Linked DNA regions of Mus musculus: all the other regions are linked to region 2. The links are chromatin contacts, found by Hi-C or POLR2A ChIA-PET in ENCODE. All regions are on one chromosome and are shown on one strand. Each heading gives the region's core, a stretch centred on a gene start or an enhancer-like site at or near the end of the contact. The rest is flanking DNA. Distances are from core to core; before and after follow the strand shown. Region 1 holds the start of Tmem258 (transmembrane protein 258). Region 2 holds the start of Fth1 (ferritin heavy polypeptide 1). Region 3 holds the start of Fads1 (fatty acid desaturase 1).

Region 1 (4,707 bases), core at 1,910-4,409, 220 kb before region 2:
CTGTTGATATGGCTCTACGAGGCTTTTTCAGACAATGTACCATCTTGTCACAGCTCTTACCCTTGGAGACTTATACGTAGATGCCAACCCAGAGCAGGAGGAAGAGGACTCCAAAGCCCATGAAGAGTGAGGCCACCAAGGAGATGAGGAGCTCTTTGTAAATATCGCGTGTGTACTTGGTAGAGGTGACCTCGTAACTAGGTAGGACTGCTAAGGAGAAGCAAAGATGGGCTACAGTGCAGGAGCTGTCTCTGACTACCTTTCATGGGGAAGAACAGGCTAAGGGATTCCTGGGAGGCTTGTCTAGCTTGATGCAGCCAGGCAGAGGGGACCAAGAAATGGCATGGACTCTGGTGCTCCACACCGTATCTCTGACATCCACGAGGAAAAGCAGCCCACAGTACTTAGGCCAATCGCCTCTAGCCTCTAGTCATGTATGGCTCCTAGTACAGCTGGGACATGAGCACTTCACCTTTCTGCCGGGTGGAGTTGTATATTCCTGTGATCCCAGCACTCTCCAGAGGCAGATGGACCCCATGAGTTTGACATCAGCCATGTCTGCACAGTGAGACCCTGTCTCAAAACAAGACCAAACCAAACCCCCAAATACCAATGAACCACCTATTGAACCTCAGTTTGAAAAGTAAACTGAGCAAATTTGAAGTTGGAAAAGAAGGCCATGGCTTGCCCTTGGGCAGCACCAGCCTCCTCCTAACTTACTTTGTCTCAATCCCACCTCAAAGGAAAAAAGTAGCAGTTTTCCAATGTGGTTTCTCTCTCGCTTCCATGGTCACTAATTCTGCCTCCTGGCTGCAAATAAAGGATACACGAAGAACCAGGCAGTGAAGAACATGCCGATGGCCAGAAGTACCACAGTCAGGTGAGGGAAGACAGCCGGGTTCACTGGGCTGGTGTACCTACTCATGGCTTCGAGCTCCTAAGGAAGAAAACAGGCCATCTCAGTTTCAATCTGGGGAGACCGTGGAGCAGATGTGTGCTGCTGGGCACTCCTTCAAGTGAGTCACTGTGGAAATTACAATCATTTTGGCTGCGTGTGTTAAATTGTATTACCTTTATTTACTCTGTGTATATGTGTGCGTTTAGGTACCAATGAGTGCATTTTGAGTGTAATTTGTCAGAGGACAAATTACAAGAATTGGTTTTCTCCTTCCACCATGTGGGTCCTGGGGACTGACCCCAAGTCACCAGGCTTGAAAGTAGGTGCATTGCATTTACCTGCCATTTTGCAGGTCACTCCTCATCTCCTTTCTTAGACGTTAGAGGACAACTTTCTGAGAGACGCCTTCTGCCATGCTTGAGGCAAGGTCTCTCTTGGGCTTTGGTCACTGTAACACGCATTCCAGGGTAAGCAGCCCTAAGGCTTCTGGACATTTCTCTTGTGTCCATTTTCCATCTTGCGGTGTGTGAGTTCTGGGGTTACCACATCTGGCTTTTGTTTGTTTGGTTTTGAGACGGGGTTTCTCTGGGTAGCTTTGACTGTCCTAGAACTCACTCTATAGACCAGGTTAGCCCCAAACTCACAGAGATCTGACGGCCTCTGCCTTCTGAATGCTGGGATTAAAGTCATGCACCACCATCGCCTGGCCACACCTGGATTTTAAAAAGTAATGTGGGTTCTAGGATCCAACTCAGGCTATCAGGCTTGCACACCAAACCCTTTGCCCATGAGCCATCTCCTAGCTCTACATCACATCTTAAAAGTAGGGACGTGGCAGGCTTTGTGGTAGAACATTTGCCTAGCATGCATGAAGTCTTAAGTGTGATCCCCAACACTGGGAAATAAAACAAACAACAATAACAACAAAGAATGGCAGCAGCCACTTTCAGTGAGATAAGAGCAGCTAAGAGTCAGAGGATAATGGCTCTTAGGGGTTTCTAGCTAATGATCACTATGTAAGTCATGGATCTGTCTGGGGGAAGACACCTAAAGAAAAACGCTTGCCCACAATTCCCACTGCTTTTGGATCTGTGTCCAGACTCTAAGCCGTTAATTTGTACAGGAAGCCGGAGCCTACACTAGTACAGACAGCTCAAATTCTAATGTAGGAGTACTGCTTTTCATTGCCTTAGGGGGGAGCCACGGGGATCTCCTGGCAGAAGACAATTGGGATAATTCTGGCCCTACTGAATCCTCAGTCTGAGTTAAGTAGTTATAACACTGTTTGTGTCACAGGGCTGATGCATGATTGGAGAAAGATGAATGTTGACACATCTAGTTTACTGCCCGGCACAGAGTAACTGCTCAATAGGTATTTGTTTCCTTCCTAAAGTTGCAGAGAAGACGATGAGATAATCCCTGTGAAAGGGCTATAAACGTAAAGTTCTGTACAAATGTTAACTTCCATTGTCACTTTCTTGCCAATGTTTCTAAAGTCCAGAACATAACAACTCCAGAGAAGTAGACTGAGCCCATTGTTCTAGGAGACACAGGAATTCAATTCAGTAAACAATTATGTCCCCCTTCCCCCCTAAAAGAGCCAAGGACAATCGCTGCCATTTATGGAACCTCCAAATGCAGGCCCAGTGTTGGGCAACAGGAATACAAAGACGAATAGACATCATCCCAGAACTAGATGCACGTCAGATGGTGGTCACTAGGAGGCGTGGCAGATTAAAAAAAAGAAGTCCAGGAAACGTGGCAAGAGGTGTGTACAGACTGAGAGCTCCCAGAAGACAAGACAAGTACCTATGAGAGTTACAAGTGTTTTACCAGGAAATGGTATTTATACAAGGGCCTTGCGGGATAAGTAAGATTTCAGCAAGGGAATCCTTCCAGATAGAGATAACTGATCATAAGAAAGAAAAATAAAAACGCGAAGGTTTTCAAAGTGCACCCTGTGACCTTCAGAATTATAGTCAACAACATCATAAGCACATTGTGATGGAAACCTCAGCCTGAGGAATACACGGTAAGGGGCTTGCTTTCCCGTCCCTAACTCAAACTAGAGTTTCAGCGGCGTCCCACCCACCGGGCACTCCATACTGAGGCCTCCGCGGAAGAACGCGGTGAGGACCGGGCACACAAGAGCCCTAGGTCCTGGCCACAGCACTGTCCGTTAACTCCCATCATCTCACCATTTTGCCCCGCACAGGATAAACCACCGATCCGCCACCGGAAGAACACGTCGGCAGGAGCAAGCGCACTGAGCAACAGGAAAAGGATGTGGTCCCTTGCGCGTGGCATTGTGGGACTTGTAGTCCCATGTTCTCAGGAGTAACGGGAACTAGGACTATGCGGACCTGCTGTGAGTAGCATGGAGTCGGACTGTGGGAAAGGGTGGTGTGAAGTTTAGGTTTTAATTCATTTTTTCCCCAGAAAGAACGCCCACTATGAAAGCTGCTATCGGACCTGGTGGGGCATACACTACATTTCCCAGGAGGCTGTTCGCGCCTGGCAGATCACGTGACGAGAGCGCGGGCTTTGGAAGGCGGCGAAGCTGGGAACGATACTGAAAGAACGGGCTCGGGACTGTCCAGAGAACGCTGTGGACTCCAAACCACTGCTAGCTGCTTAAGGCTCGTGCACTCGAGACGGGGTGAGGTCTCGCGGAAGCGTCTCTGAAAGCGGCAGAGCCGCGGGAACAGCACCGGGCAGCCCGGGCTTGGGCCATTCGCTCTGCTCCGAACATTCCTCTTCGCCGGTAGGAAGAAGGTAGTACCCTCCTTCCAGTGAGGACTCAGAGACCAGAGCGTGTTCATCCTAGGGCCCTTGTGAGGAGTATGGAGCGGGGAAGTTCTGTGCCTTTAATAAGGAAATGGGTTCATGTTCTGCTGACATCCAGAGACAGTGCTTTCTTGTATTTCTGACTGAGGCAGGTGTTGGAAAAGCCCCAAGGACATTTCTGGTGAAGGGAAGTCTGGAAGACTCCGTAGAACAGTGGGGCCCAGTTAATACGGTGATTAATCAGTAGGCCTCTGGGGAGTGGGGAGCAGGGGAACTAGGTGTGTTTTTATCCTGCCTGCAGCCATTTCATTTAAGGCTTTGCTATCTGGAAGGTCCTGTGGAGGCGGGACTGAGACTATCAGGACAGAACAGGTTTCCCTCTGTGTGACATGATGGGTGGTAATAGCCTGTATTCATTCTAGCAACGTAGTAAGTGAGGTGTGAACCATATGGTTGACTAGGGAACATGGCACGGCATCTGGTGATGTGTGTATTCCATCTGGGTTTTTGGTTGACCGGTTCTGCAAGGCAGAAATGGTTATTCATTCTTATTTAACAACTCAGAAGTGACTTGTGTTACACAATCTTGAAGATGTAGAGCACTTGCTAGCAGGAGTGAGGGCTCTAGCTCAGTCCCCATTGTTATACCCACACACAGAATACCAGATTCAAGGATGAGTTTTTTATTTGATTTCTGGTCTGAGGATTCAACATGGGACTCCATGCATGCTAGGCAAGCCACTGTACCAGGGAGAGCTACAGTCTTTAGCCTTAAGACTGAGTTTTTGCTGCTTGTATTCTTAGAGGAACCACAGTAATACGAACCAGGAAGAAGTAAGGAAGGAGGGCAGGAAGAAGACCAAAGAGAGAAGCAGGCCTCTTCACTAGGCTTCTGTGCTATACAAGTAACGTGTGCTGAGGTGTTTGTAGTCAGGAAGGAAGGGGACTATACAGGGCCACTTGGGCTTCAGAAAAGACACAGTGAAGTAAGACTGGGAACAAATTAGAACAATTGACAGGAC
Region 2 (4,705 bases), core at 1,126-3,625:
TAGAAAAGATGAAGGCAGCCTGACATGCATGCACTGCCTCAGTGACCAGTAAAGTCACGTGGCTTTGGGGAAGTCAGCTTAGCTCTCATCACCGTGTCCCAGGGTGTGCTTGTCAAAGAGATATTCTGCCATGCCAGCTTCAGGGGCACCCATCTTGCGTAAGTTGGTCACGTGGTCACCCAGTTCTTTAATGGATTTCACCTGTTCACTCAGATAATACGTCTCAATGAAGTCACATAACTAGGAAAGAGAACATGGGACAAAGTTACTGGTCAGCTCTCCCAAGTCCTGCGGCAAATCATCTCCTCCACTCATCCCACGTTTCCGATACTCACGTGGGGATCATTCTTGTCAGTAGCCAGTTTGTGCAGTTCCAGTAGTGACTGATTCACACTCTTTTCCAAGTGCAGTGCACACTCCATTGCATTCAGCCCGCTCTCCCAGTCATCACGGTCTGGTTTCTGAATGAAACATCGGGTCAAGTCATCTACCAATCAACCCAAGCCAGGAAACACCTCACACTGAGCCATCATGCTCTGGGCAAAGGATTGCCCTCAATTTCCTCTAAGCTTTCACCGCAGGATGCTCGACAACTGCCATTTGCCAACAACACAAGGACAGAAGCCTCAGTGCACCATCATTTCCTGAATAAAGTCTAACCGCTCATTTAGGGCACCCCTAGGATCTACTTACCTTTATATCCTGCAGGAAGATTCGGCCACCTCGCTGGTTCTGCAGCTTCATCAGTTTCTCGGCATGCTCCCTCTCCTCATGAGATTGGTGGAGAAAGTATTTGGCAAAGTTCTTCAGAGCCACATCATCTCGGTCAAAATAACAAGACTGAAAGTGGAAAGGGTACATGTTACTGATCTCCACTGCAAGGCACCGCAATGGCTGTATGCAAAGGCTGTGAGCCATCCTACTCGGCCTTTTAAAAGTTCAGTAAGGATGGGAAGGCAAACCTTGGGACTTGGCTTTATCAAGTGTTCTACGGCTCGGTATTAGTGCAGAGAAAAAAATTTAAGCCAAGCCCAAATCTACTTGTCTAAGAGGTAGGGTGCTAGAGTATCCTGCATTGGGAGGCCATTTTTCTCCTCCTTCACCAATCATGTAAAAAGTAGCTAACACAAGGTCACAAGGCTTCCAGCTCTACAAACAACCACTGATTTATAAAATTAATGCATCATGCCCTGTTAACAATTGAGGGCATTGCATTTTAGCACAAATATATTAGGAGAAGCTTTGATTTTCAGTTTTAAGCACTCAGTGTATTCATATTCCAGGAATGACAGCCACAGAAGTTGGACCTGTTTCAAAGTCCAGGCCTTCCCCAAACCTGTTTTTCAGAAACTATTACATGGAAAACTTCCTTGTCCAGCAATTGATAGCAGGCTTTTCCCAACAAGTATGTACCTACCACTTGTTAGTAAGCCACACTCATGCAAAATAAGAAAAATACAGTAACATGATGCCTTGTAAATGCAAGGTCGGGGTGACACTGATAACTACAGAAGGGGAGATTCCTAGCGATAAGTTTCAATGCAAGTGAGGCTCTGTGATAAGCAGAGAGGTGGAGGCGGCTGCTTTGAAGGGGACAAGAGTAAGCTCACAAGAGATAAGCCTCTTTACACCAGGCCCCAAGGCTGCCACTCGACACCATGACCAAGCAGACCCGCCATACTCCAGGAGGAACTGGAGCAGGATGCATAACCAAACAGAGAAGCTTGTAGGCCACGTGATCGGAGGGGACGAGCGTGCAGAAAATGCACCTAACTGCAGGGTTGATTGGCCAGGCTGACAGTCGTACTGCCCTAAGGCTTCAAAAAAAAGTGGTGTAATGACATGCCTGATCTATGCAGGAGCCACAAGGTGCTATGTGCTCAGACTTGCCACGGCAGGGCTGCCTGCCTTAGGAAAGAACCCCGAACAAACTCCATTTTCCAGAAGGGCGCTGGAAGGCGGGGAAGCCCGCAGCAGGCCACGCCCCGACCCACCCTCCGCCGGCTCCCCAAGTGGCCCTGAGGAGGCCGCACTCACCATAGACAGATAGACGTAGGAGGCATACAACTCCAGGTTGATCTGGCGGTTGATGGCAGCCTCCGCGTCCTGGTGGTAGTTCTGGCGCACTTGCGAGGGAGACGCGGTGGTCATGGTGGCGGCGGGGCGAGGCGCGGTGGCGACGCTGGAGCGGCGGAACGACGAAGTTGCAAAGGGCTCAGGCTCGAAGCGGCCGGCGGGGGTCGGAGGGGTCGAGCACCGGGTTCCGTTCAAGCACTGTTGAAGCAGGAAACCGCGGCGACTCTGGGCGAGAACGTCTGGCGCAGGAGGGGACAGCGGGCCGCACTTATAGCGGGATCCTGCGTCAGGCGAGCGCTGGCCAATCAGCGCAGCGGGCCGCGCCGCCCCGCCTCTTCCTGTGGGCGTGTTGCCCAAACCCGCAGGGCGCGGGCGGGGAGGAGCCTGTGTGAGTGTGAGGCGACGCAAGGGGCTCTGAGCTTCTGCAAGAGCGGTGCCTGGCAACAAGCGCGCTGTTTCTGTGGCCCGGGGCGGGCGTAGTTGGATCTAGCCGTACTGCAGAGGCATCTGGGTCCCAGATGGGCACAGAGGGTACCGATGAGGATGATTTTCAATTCTCACAGGATATCCCTAAACTCTAGGCAAAGTGCGTGTTGTTAGTCGTGACATACACCAGACAGCGACTTCGTCTTACAAATAGGAAAATGGAAGCGTGGCGCTGTAAATGGCGAACGACATATAAGTTGGACTGGGAAAGAGCGGCTTTCCCTCCTTCAGAATCTGTGGAGAGAAGCTCAGAGGAGGAGTAGGGGAACTATTGGCGAGGAGGTTAGGGTCTACCCTGTTCTTCTGACTCAAGCAACCCCGGCTTTTTGCTAAGGCAAACATGGCTCTGAGAACAGTTGAAAAAACAAAGGCTAAGAAGGCGCATTTCTCCTTAGAGCAGGACAACAGCCGTCTGTCTATAGGGCAATCCTGGGGCCAAACCATTTAGGTTTCTGAGAAAGCCCCTGGTGATGCTTGAAATTAAGAGACGTCTCTGGATTAGAAAAGTAAAGAAGTGACCTACGTGTGTCTGTTTCAAAATGGTCTCCTTTATCTTTCTCAGTAACCTTTGGGTTTGTCCTTGGAGTGAAGTTGATGCTTGCAGAATGGCAGGTGACAGGTGCAGGAAACTGCAGAGGGACAAGCCAACTGTGTCTATCTTGTAGCTGTGGCCCAGCTTCAAAATGGGTGCGAATTCTTGGATAGCAAGCAGAACTAGAGATTAGCCACTGCGTCTTGCTAGGCCCTGCCATCCACATCCACTTGTGCTCAGCCTTGTCTAGTCTTTAACACAGGTGGAGAACCAGCAGATGCTGTTCATATTCTCAAAACTGGAAGTTGGACTTCGATTTTGTTGTTATTGTTTTGAAGCAAGATTGACAAAGTTACTGGATCAGTAACCCAGACTGGCCAGGGACTCTCTGTGTAAGCCAGGCTGGTTCGTCAGAGAGCTGGGATTATAACCCTCTTCCCCCCTTTTAAGGTACGTCTACTGAAATACATTACTAGTACTTAGTCTTTTAAAACTACACGTTATATATGTTCTTTTCAGGAAAGATTTCAGTGGTAATCTAGCTGCAGGATGCTTCTGGATAAATATCCTGGAGTCAGACTTCAGGACGATGGCCCTAGGAGACTGATGCTGAGCTAAAGTTGATGAACAAATTCCCTTTGGAAAGTGGAGGAGGGAGGTGGGGAAAGGAGTTCTAAGTAGAGGGAATAGCAAATGGGCAGGCATGGGAATGCTTCCCTTGTTCAAGGAACCTTAAGGAAAGTGTGTTTGTTGGCCCGAAAAACGAAGTGCATGTTGGGGAGAGCTGGAAAGAACATAGTCAGACTGGCGAGCCATAAAAAGTCATTAAACTTTACCCTGTAGGTAATATGGATATATCATATCCATTTGATTTTAGGAACATTACTGTAAATCAATACAAAACTGGTAGGAGTCCAGCCTAGTCATTGTCACATGTAGAATGCATGCAATTTTTTTCTAAGGGTAACCACCATCAGAAAAATATGATGGAAGACCAGCAAGAGGGTGATGGTAGTGAGCAAATATTTTCACTTACCTTAGCAGCAGAGACTCAAGTAGCAAGTAATAAGATCACCAATACCACGAAACAAAGCCAAGCAAGTATTGGGGAAAGGAGGTGCTATCTTCCTGAAGGGTCGGTCATCTTCCATACTACAAATGTCAGCTCTAACCCTGTAACTCAACAGAGTCAGAGATGTGAAAATACAGTGTCTCTTTGGCAGGTCGTGATTCTGAGGTTCATATGGAGCCAGTGGACTAGCTTGTAAACCCTGAAGAAAACAAAGGTCGGGAGGGAAGGTTGGCTGGAGATAGCTATCATATCATCAAATGTGGGATGCATATGCACAGATACATATATATTACAATAAAGTATGACTTTGGTACTGACAGGAAGATGAGAGAAAAATCAAAATACTCCCACCCACATATGTGTGGGAACTCGATATAAACTAAAGGCATGCATTTCAAATTAGGGAAGGAAGAATGGGTTTAGCCGATAATATCCACACAATTGTCATGTGGCTAAAATGAATAACTCCGTATTTAAAAATACCTCCCAGGTGAATTAAAAATACAACTCTTAAAGTTGAAATCTATACAGTTTTAAGA
Region 3 (4,741 bases), core at 2,122-4,621, 200 kb before region 2:
CCATGGAACCCAGGTTCCAATTCCCTCTTGGCCCCTGAGTCACATGTGAGCTGAGGCAGACCATACTCCCTTCTTTCCTCTGAAGTGCCATGACTTAGGACAGACTGGCATTCAGAAAACAGACTGTTAGTACAAATCCTGGTGCCGGACCATGATTGGCTGGCACTATACTGGGTAGCATCAATGGTGGGAAGGGAGCCAACCATTGGTTCTTGGCATCCTTGGGACTGTGGTAGAACCTGAACCTGAAATTTCAGAGAATGTGTGTTCTCTCCCTGTGCCGAGTCTCCTGTGAATCTACAGACCCCAGGAAGGATTCTTGGCCTTGATGTTTTCGCTAGGAATTCTGAGAATAACCAGGCAAAGCCACTCTCACCTGAACTGTACTGAGCAGTACTGCACAGAGGATGAAGGGCACCAAGGAAGTTCCAAAGATCCAAAGGGTGAGCCAGGCAGCCACATCCAGCAGCAGGATGTGAAGCAGGTAGACCAGGAAGAAGAGGTGGTTGGCCTTCATGAGGCCCATTCGCTCTACTGTGGCCCGCAGCTCCCGGAATTCATCAGTTAGCGCTTTCTGTGGGAGACGGGGGCTATAATTCTTCTCAGTGGCACCCCTAACCCTTGAAGAGAACCTCCCGTGCAGGTAGCTGTGGGAAGTCCACAGTCTTAGGCAAAGATACCCTGATGGGGAAGGAGGATAGGAAAAGCTCCTATAAATGGCATCATGTCCGGCAGCTAAACAGACTTACTTTGGGTCTCTGCAGCTTAAACTCTCTGAGCGTGTTTTCTTATGTGTGCATATATGAAGAGTATTTTATGAGTTTACATTGGTACATGATGCTCAGTAAATAGGTCTGCTGTCAGTGATGGGAGCACTGCTGATGGGAGCACTGGTGATGGGAGCACTGGTGATGGGAGCATTGGTGATGGGAGCAATGGTGATAGGAATACGAGTGATGGGAGCTCTGCTGATGGAAGCACTGGTGATGGGAGTACTAGTGATGGGAGCATTACTGGTGGGAGCACTGATGATGAGAGCACTACTGGTGGGAGGACTGGTGATGGGAGCATCGGTGGTAGTAGCACTGGAACAAGCTCCAGTGGGCTTATTACCCCATGACTACTCAAGACTCCCAAGAACCGTCACCTGTGATCCTATGCAGGCATTTGCCCCCTCTCCCTCCACAACTAAGTCTCCAAACAGCAAACATGGCCTCTCACATTCTTGGTGGGTTCAAAGCTGGGTTGCTCCGGAGCCAGCTCTCCAATCAGAAGAGAGTTCATATACTTTCTCACAAGACCCTTGTTGATGTGGAATGCCACAAAAGGATCCTAAAAATACAGAGAGAAGACAGTGAGGACCCCTGTCTCCCAGGCTCCCAAGGGCCTCACATCAAAGACCATCCTCCAGGTCAACAAGGTTTGCATCAATGCTGATGCAAGGCCTCCTCCCTCCTCCCTACTGTTCTTCCAGATGTCAGTCCCAGATCACCTGGCATTTGGGTTTCCACTGAAAGGGCACTACACCAAAGACTGGAAAGACTCCGCTGAATGCCACAAACACGGACCTGACGAAGCTAGCCTTCATGTCTACAGACACTTGGTGTAGGAATTTAGCACAGGAGAGAAGCAGCTTGCGGGAATAGGTGGGGCTATGAGGTTTTTGTTCCTACAGTACTTTCAACATGTCCCTTTCTTTCTTAGCCAGCTTCTGTTGTGAGGAAGACTCCCTACCTATGCCAGCGCTGGGGAACTCTTCACATTTCTTCCTCCTTTGGGCAGGGTTCCCTATTTCCCTCAACATTCTGACCATTCCCGCTCCGGAATAGTTAATATGGGTTATACAAGGTGGGTGGGAGGGCCTTAGGGAAAAAAAGCTGTAAGCGGAGGTGGAGTCCGTGGTCAGTGGCACCACACATCCAGACCAATCGCTGTCCTTGCCATGAAATCCTAGGCCCCCAAGCCACACAGAATGGGAAGCCTAGACGGAGCGGGTCTGCTCCATCCTTTCATGAACCGGTATAGGAATGCACTGCTGTTTGGATTCTGGGTGGTTACTTCTAGAAACCGGCTCCTTCTAGCCTGGTCGCTAAGGCCCTCCACCTCTAACTTCATGGGCAACTTAATAGGAACCCTGAGGACCCCGGGAGCACGTTAGACTGGCAGACAAGGAGTAAGAGGTCGGAGGGATGGCATTAGGTAGTTAAAAGGGAGATGGACCCAAATGTAGAGACCCAACAGATGACAATCCTGTCAAAGAATGCTCTGTCCTAAGTCATTCCTAGTCCGGCCCTCGCCTCTGAGGGAGGATATGGTCTAAAAAGAGAAAACAGGGCCACTAGACAGAAGCTGGGGTTCGTACTGACTCTTCCTTCAGTAAGCTACAACGGAAAAGGGACGCGACCCCGCGAAGTGTCTAATCGCGCGGGAGCCCTATTCCCTCAATAGTCGACCTCCCTGGCCCAAGTGACCTCGCACTAAGAATCCGAGTACAGTTTTACGACTCCAACTGCAAGCTGTCTTGGACCGGCTCAGGTTCATTACCCTACCCTCCGGGCTTCACAATGTACAGGTGATGCCCAAGCACCGGGTCCTCAGTGTCATCCCTAGCGCAAGCAGTCCTTTCCCACTTCCTTTCCGCTCCGAATCCCAACTTAGGGCCAGTTCTCTAGGTCAGACAAGGCTGTGTTCACCCTCCTAGCCTGGCAGACAGGACGCGACTCCCACTCTCTGCTCAGACTCCTCCTCCCACCACCGGAGGTTGCAAGTACCGTTGAACGGGTGCCTGGAAAGCTCATTCCCTCCTATCCAACCCATGCTTGAGACTCCAGAGGCAAAGCACGGATGTGCAACCAGCCCTTTGTTTGAGTGTGCGTGTCTCCGGCCACCGTCTACCGCTCCGGTCTCTCAGGCGCTTGCATCCCGGGTTCAAAGGCCTCTCTCCCCGCCAATGTCCCTCCCCGAGGTGCAGATGCGCCTATTGTCCGCTCTCACCGTGGCATCCTGACCCGCGTAGTGGCTGATGACCCGGGAGCCCCCCGGGTGGCGGCGGCTGAAGTCGCTGATGTTGTACACCTTCCGGTCGATCACGAGCCATCGCTCCTTCTCCCGCCCGGAGCGCTGCGCCACCTCCTCCCAAGTAAAGTAGCGCGTTTGGCGGAGCTGGGCGGAGGCCGGGCCAGGGGTCGGCACCGGGTCGGGAGCCATAGCAAGCTTGGCGGGGGAAGCTGGAGTCTGAGAGGTGCGCGCTCCGGGCCGCGGGGCAGCGCACGCCAGGCTCGCGAACTAGGGGAGCGTCGGGCTGCCTCGAGCGCGCGCCCGGAGACCGCCGTTCGCGCGCAGGGTTTTCAGCACCCTTGGCGCGGACCGCCGAGCCCCGCGGCGCGAGCTCCCATTGGCTGAGCCGAGTGGCGTGGGGCGCGAGCTCCGCCTCTCTCGGGTAGCAAAGACAGACTCCCCACTCCCCGGAGAGACTCAGGCTACTTCCAGCGGCAGAGACGCGCCCCCTCGCGGGGCCTGAAAGTGGTCTCCAGGCTATTCCACTTCGGAATTTATTTATTTATTTTTTTATTGAGCATGGTAGGGATTGATAGGATAACGGTTCCTTTGAGTGCGTCACAGCTTGATGTAGCTAAGGCGGAGGTCCCAAGGGCGCATAGAAGCTTGGTGTGAACATATAGAAAAGAAAACAGTTCTCATGTTGCTCAGGCCGGCCCCAGACTCACTGTGTAGCTGAGAATGACCTTGAACCTCTGACTCTCCTGAGTTCTGGGTTTACAGGCACTGCTTTCCACGTTCTGTTTCATACAGCAGATTGTGCTAAGGCAAACGTTCTGTCAATTTCCTGCCCCTAGGAAACACGTGACAAATTAAACACAGTGGCTTTAGCAAACAAAACAGCATCCTGACCCAGTAGCCGTTCAGAGATCCCCCTTCCTAGCAAGGTGGGCAGTTAGCATGTGTGGAAAGAAAGAGGACTAACATAAAGAAAGAGACTGATTGGCTACAGTTCCAGGCTTTTGCTCACGTGATAGCCCAACGCTAACAGAAGTCTTGTCTGCTATGATTGGCCGTCACTTTTGACTTACAAGAATATAGTACTTAGGAACACACACACACAATTAACACATGCACGCATGCACACACACACATGCACTAACTAAAATGTGATGATGATGATGATGGTGGTGGTGATGATGATGATGATAACAATACTAATGATAGCTCTATGGTTCAGGAGGAACAGTTGCCTGATGCAAAACCCAGTGACCTGAAATGGATCCCTGGGACCCACAAGATGGAAGGAGAGTACTGACTTCCACAAGTTTTTCTTCTAGCCTACATTGCCTGCAATTCATGGCAGCACACACACACACACACACACGTAAATAAATAAATAAATGCAATTTTAAAAACGATTTTAAAACAAAAATAAAACGAAGAAAGGCCAGCCTTGCCTTCTTTGTATGTAGTTTAACATTTGCAATTAGCTTTAGCATTTTCTATTTCTAGTGATCTTAGTTTCGTATTGTGTTTTGTTGTTATTTTTGTCCCTGGAAGCAGTAGCCCTGGCTGATCTGGAACTCACTGTGATGAACAGATTAGCTTCGAAGTTGCAATGATCGCCCTGCTTTGGCCTCCCAAGTGCTGTAATCATAGGCAAGCACCACTGTGTTTCACTATATTAATTAGAATTATACAGGTTTAGTGGCCTTAATTGTCAGGAGACAGTAGGACGCAA

Evidence for each region. Hi-C counts contacts between places; a loop is a spot of excess contacts on that map. ChIA-PET counts read pairs that join two places held with the same protein, here RNA polymerase II (POLR2A).
Region 1: POLR2A ChIA-PET joins it to region 2 with 10 read pairs in Patski. The contact joins the promoter of Tmem258 here to the promoter of Fth1 in region 2. A Hi-C loop is called at or near these places in 1 of 37 maps with a recorded cell type or tissue (left cerebral cortex). POLR2A ChIA-PET finds 5 or more read pairs at or near these places in 3 of 5 experiments (Patski and embryonic stem cell).
Region 3: POLR2A ChIA-PET joins it to region 2 with 18 read pairs in Patski. The contact joins the promoter of Fads1 here to the promoter of Fth1 in region 2. A Hi-C loop is called at or near these places in 2 of 37 maps with a recorded cell type or tissue (T-helper 17 cell and left cerebral cortex). POLR2A ChIA-PET finds 5 or more read pairs at or near these places in 4 of 5 experiments (Patski and embryonic stem cell).

The regions. Positions count from the first base shown.
Region 1 is chr19:10,202,654-10,207,360 of GRCm38, reverse strand. Tmem258 (transmembrane protein 258) reads right to left here and starts at 3,159. Exons shown (of 4, transcript NM_026919.1): 1 at 3,097-3,159; 2 at 828-937; 3 at 61-197. The coding sequence starts at 3,099. The coding sequence ends at 71. Fen1 (flap structure specific endonuclease 1) reads left to right here and starts at 2,968. Exons shown (of 3, transcript NM_007999.6): 1 at 2,968-3,266; 2 at 3,342-3,673.
Region 2 is chr19:9,980,316-9,985,020 of GRCm38, reverse strand. It overlaps Fth1 (ferritin heavy polypeptide 1), which reads right to left and starts at 2,375. Exons shown (of 4, transcript NM_010239.2): 1 at 2,038-2,375; 2 at 694-840; 3 at 336-461; 4 at 1-240. The coding sequence starts at 2,151. The coding sequence ends at 79.
Region 3 is chr19:10,181,518-10,186,258 of GRCm38, reverse strand. Fads1 (fatty acid desaturase 1) reads right to left here and starts at 3,371. Exons shown (of 12, transcript NM_146094.2): 1 at 2,995-3,371; 2 at 1,222-1,332; 3 at 377-574. The coding sequence starts at 3,207.